2 separate regions of the Mus musculus genome follow, and region 2 is linked to region 1. Evidence: chromatin loops called from intact Hi-C (ENCODE). Cell type or tissue: left cerebral cortex. All regions are shown on one strand.

What was found. Hi-C counts contacts between places; a loop is a spot of excess contacts. Peaks named below come from ENCODE experiments on the same cell type or tissue, not always from the same donor. Only the 100,000 strongest peaks of a DNase experiment are listed, where the experiment ranks them.
Region 2: it touches region 1 in a loop (8-fold over the local background); 2 of 42 quality-filtered maps call a loop at or near these places.

What each region holds. Positions count from the first base shown.
Region 1 is chr5:38,355,806-38,358,305 of GRCm38, reverse strand. All of the region lies in intron 11 of Slc2a9 (solute carrier family 2 (facilitated glucose transporter), member 9), which reads left to right. It overlaps Gm40290 (a long non-coding RNA gene), which reads right to left. Exons shown (of 3, transcript XR_868373.2): 1 at 946-2,500; 2 at 1-51. Among named protein-coding and RNA genes, the nearest start is that of Gm40290, 1.6 kb to the right of the region's middle. In left cerebral cortex, no CTCF peak of the experiment used is centred here; a DNase peak (open chromatin) is centred at 1,183.
Region 2 is chr5:38,439,303-38,441,802 of GRCm38, reverse strand. Slc2a9 (solute carrier family 2 (facilitated glucose transporter), member 9) reads left to right here. Exons shown (of 12, transcript NM_001102414.1): 4 at 1,029-1,153. Among named protein-coding and RNA genes, the nearest start is that of Slc2a9, 40 kb to the left of the region's middle. In left cerebral cortex, no CTCF peak of the experiment used is centred here; DNase peaks (open chromatin) are centred at 174, 449, 988 and 1,351.

The DNA of each region.
Region 1 (2,500 bases):
GCATCATGGCTGAGGGCTTGGGGTGAGGTAAACTAGTTCACATCCTTGTGTCTGGGAAGCATAGAAGAGACAGGGAAGAGCTGGAGACAAGATCTATATTTCTAGGGCACCCCCCCCCAGTGGTACACTTCTTCTAACTAGGCCCCCGCCTTCCATGCCCATCACCTCTAATTGTTCACGCAAATGGTGACTCCACCAGAGGACAAATTCTCTTAGGAAGCCAGAGCCCCTGGAATCCAACTACGTTCTCAAAGACCTTTGGAATGCTGCTGCAATAGGGATTGGACCTTCAGCACATGGGCTTTCTGGGGGAAGACCCAAACCAGAACTATAAAACAGTGTTGAAGCCTTTAGTAAGGTTCAGAAGGCTCCCCCTTCTTGAAGATGCCAATGCTGTACTGAGGGCAGTGAGTTAACTCTGATGGGAGTCATCTCAGACAGGATGCTCAAGATGTGAGCTCAGCTCCCTTCTTCCCTCCTCCCAGGTGACTGGTGTCCTGCAGCTCTCATCTTGTGTGTTGTATATCTCTACCTCATCCTTGAAGGGACAATGACATACAAAGCCTACCCAGGTTGTCCAGGATCCCCCTTTCATAGCTAGAACTTCATCACATATGCAAGTCCCCCACTCCCCTTTTCAAAAAAGAGTAACACTTATAACCTAGGCCTGGATTGCTGAAGGCCATTATACATTATGAGGTGGGTTTTAGAAGCAGGGTCTGGACATGTGATTGGAAACTCCCCTCTCTGGATAAGCACACAAAAAACCTGGAACCCCCAGGAGAAGTCATGTGACGGCAGTTCTGGGTAACTGAGTACCTGGCAAGTCGTCACCCAGCAGATGACAAGAATGGACATGCGCGTTGGTATTGTGGGAGACACACTGGCTATTCTAACTCAGCACCCAGCAATCGTCACTGTGTGCCCATCTCCATAGTCACTTACCATTCTCAGTGCATGTTTGGATAGATCCTGCTGGGCCTTGAGGAATCCTCATTTGCTCCAGTAGACCAACGGGATTCCATCCTGAAGACCCATGAGATTCATCTAGGAGTTGAAGATGCCTGGTGGGTGCTGGAGTCTTCTGCCTGTCACACATTCTGACACAGTGTGGAGGGGGTGGAATTACTGGCATAAGTCAGAACAGTACAAATGATCTGAGCATGTTACCAAGTCTGAGCTCCCACAGACATCTGGTAACCCATAAAGGACAGAAGGTAGTGGGAACACACAGAACTACATATGCGTGTTTCTGGAAGACCTCTTTTTAGATACTCAGACGTTGTTCTAGAGTGTGAGATTGAGCAGGGAGACCTGATAGCTGTGGTTTATCAAGGATCCTGTGGTAAGGCCTGAGGCAAGCAGAAAGAGGAGGAAAAATGTCTGCAAGGACGAGATGAAGGGCATGGGCAGCTTCTGCATGGAGGTGCTCTCTTCTGGCTGAGCAGACCTCATAGTACCATTACCACACCTGTAAGATTGTCCTTAAGTAATGCCACATTCACAGGGATCAGGGCCTAGGATTTCAGTGTGCCTTTGGGAGAAAAAAAGTTGACAGGCAATGACTGTCCTTTCTATGGTGACCAACATACCCTAGGATGTTTGCTCAAAACTATCCCAGACAGCCCAAATCTTAAAACATTGGTCAGTCCCAAGCAACCTGGGAGAGTTACCAGGCACCACCACATCCCCATCATGTCCCACACAATCTTCTTGCCTCAAGCCCCAGCCTAAGACAGGACCCACAACTCTGTGCTTGTTCTGGTGGTTGCTGTTCTTGGTCTTCTTGCCAGGCAGTGTGTTAGCAAAACCTTCTGGATTAATTAAGTAGACTCTGGAGTCAAACAAGGTGACCTTGAATTCTGCCTGAGCCCCTGAACATTGAGGTCAGGGGCAGAGAGTAATGCTAACTTGTCCCTGATGACTGTCACTGTCTTGTCTTTGAAACAAGAGCAGTGCCTGAGTTTTGCAGCTGGGTTCTCAAGAGACTCAGACTTCCATCTGCATGGTGTCTGCATGGGACCTAAAGCAAAGCTTATTGTCACTATGACTATTGAAAAGTGTTGTCTGCCCTGCTATCCTAGACTGAGAAACAGGAGAGAGGAGGGGAAGGGAGGACTAGAGGGGAGGGAGGGAGGAAGGAGAAAAGAGAGGAGAATGCCAACACTTCCAGAGTACAAGCAGCCAGAGAGAGAAACACTAAAACCTTCTAAAAGCAGCAATGTACATCAGATGCTATGATAAGTTCTTGAAACTCCAAAGAGTGACATGTGTCCCCAGGATGCAGGGAGCTCATTCTGAGATCCACCACCACACAAGCAGCAGAAAATGATAGGGGTTTTTGTTGTCATTGAGGGCCGGACTGAACCCACTATGAAGAGTGGACAGGCACTTCTTAAGTATAAACATGATTTCTGGCTACTTCTCTCCAAACATGTAAACTATTGTGGCAGAAATGAATCATTTCAGCTCAGAGCACCTTTTTGCTTTTGATAAAGGA
Region 2 (2,500 bases), 83 kb before region 1:
AATGGAAGCTGCTGGGTTGGTTCTGCAATGGAGGAAAAGAAAACAGCCTCCTCATTCCTCAAAGACAGAGCTGTCCCAGGAACAGGAATCCAGCCCCCACAGTGAGGCATGAATCTCAACTGTGAGGGCCTAGGGACACATTCCTGAAACAGACAGCGGTCCCGAACCACAGCGGTGAAAGTAACGATTACCAGGGGAGTCTGTCTGGCTCTGCTAGATGGTTCCAATCCAGCTTTACATCTAAAACTGTAGCTCATTAAATCTAAGCTGCCTATCGAGTATTAAGAAATATGATTGTTTCATTGAGGGGGAGGGAGAAAGTGAGAGATGTAGGGAGGAGGGAAGAAGGGAAGAGAAACAGAGGGCCAAGTCTGCCAGCTGGAACAGTAGGATGCCACTATTGGCTGTCCAGATGTTGTCTAGGCACTGCACCCCCCGGATTTGTTTGTTTGCCTGAGTGCCTTTGGCTACCCATTCCAGCTCCAGCTTTTGTCCCCAGTCCCCAGAAGCAGAGCAAGTGCCCAGCAGAGAGGAGGTGCCAGCCGGCAGCACTTCTCCAAGCCAGCTCCTCAGGGTTCCCTTCCCAAATCCCAAAGATGCTAGCACCACAGAGTAGCACCACGTCCCCTTCAGAGTCTGCACCCGAATCATTCCTTTATCATGGTTTATCTACATGCTATGGTCTTCCCACTAGAATACCGAGTGGTTTCTGTTTTTGCACTTAGCTAAGCTCCTGCATCATAACTTGTCTTTTAAAAATGTTAAATAAAACTCAGAATTGATGAAATCAATTCCTACCACAAGGAATTAATGGCCTTCAAGTTGGCAGTGCCCCTTGTCTACCCCACTGTGAACCTGGACACAGGGAGTAGATGCCAGGTTCAAGAGTGGGAGTGAGGGACAGACTGTGACCTCAATTCCTAAGCCCACGTTTGCCTTCTGGAGCAACTGGCTTCTCTGTTTGCGGGAGAAAGGACACTGTCACACTTCACAGCACATTGTCCTTATTGGATCTCTTTTCCTTCCAGGAAGTCCACATTGCTGGTCAACAATGGATTTGCCATTTCCGCAGCGTTGCTGATGGCATGCTCACTCCGGGCAGGAACCTTTGAGATGCTCATTGTGGGACGGTTCATCATGGGTGTGGATGGAGGTGAGATTTCACGAAATTGGGGGTGGGAGGTGGAGGCAGTGACACTCCCAGGGCTTGTCTAGAGTGGAGAGAGGTGCTTGGGACTGAGATAGACTTGGGAGATACCAAGATTTTAGCATCCCACAGAAAGTAGGGCAGCCAGGGGTGTTAAACCCTCCTCTACACAGTGTTCTAGTAACCAACCTGAGAAAACCAGGCTTGGTAGAGCTGAGTCACTGCCAAAGTCCCAGATGGTTTACAGTGTGCCATGCCACCCTCTGATGAATTCTTTATAAACTCTATACTCTAGGTGGTAAGCCGCAAGCTCGGCCAAGGATCCTGGGCTTCTAATTGCTCATTCTTCCATTCATTCATCATATATTAGAATACTGACTATGCCCTGTCTTCTGTGTACTGGGGAGGACCCTGCTGCTGGAGGCAGAAGGCATCTAATTAGGTACAAGTCCTAGGAAGCAAACAAGGTAGAGCAGAGGGTTAGTAAGGAGGTTTTTAGGAAAGCCAGTTAGGAGGATTGGGAAATGTGAGCAGAGATCAGAATGAATGGAGATTGAGAACTGACTGGAAATCTGAGGAATCAGGTTCTCAGGAGAAAGGAGAGTGGTCCTGAGGTTGAAGGTGGTTGGCATTTCAGAGGAAGAGTGAGGAGCCAAGTATCCTGGAGCTTTGTGTGAAGGTGAGTGTGGGAGCTGAGGCTGAAAGGGAACCAAGGCCACATGGTGCAGCCTACAGTTAGGAACAAGTGTTTGTGCTGAGAAGGGCAGGGCACGGATCAGTTCATCAGTGCCACCATGTCCATGAGCACTTGGATATGGAGTGTAGAGTAGATGCAGGAGTGGGGTCCGGAGGACCAGGGACAACCTGTGTGACAGACTGATTGTGTGGCAGGGCAGGCAGAGCAGAGTGGCCAAGCTCTGCCAAGGGAGTGAGGTTTACAGACTCAAATTACTACCACAGCAAACTGCTTTAGGCCTAACCCTGCAGATCTGCTGAGCAAAGACTCTCTAAGCCTCAGTATCACCAATCAGCTCTTCTTAGTTTGTGTTTTATTGCTGTGAAGAGACACCATGACCAAGACAACTCTTATAAAGGAAAACATTTAGTTGGGGTGGCTTACAATTTCAGAGGTTCAGTCCACTATCATCATGACAGGAAGCATGGCAGAGTATAGGCAGACACTGAGTGTAGGAGAAGCTGAGAGTTCTACATTGAGCACTAGGAGAGAGTCCTCAAAGCCCACCTCCACAATGACATACTTCTTCCAACAAGGCCACACCTCCTATTAGTGTCACTCCCTAAGGGCCACACATTCAAACACGTGAATCTAAGGGGGCCAAATGTATTCAAACC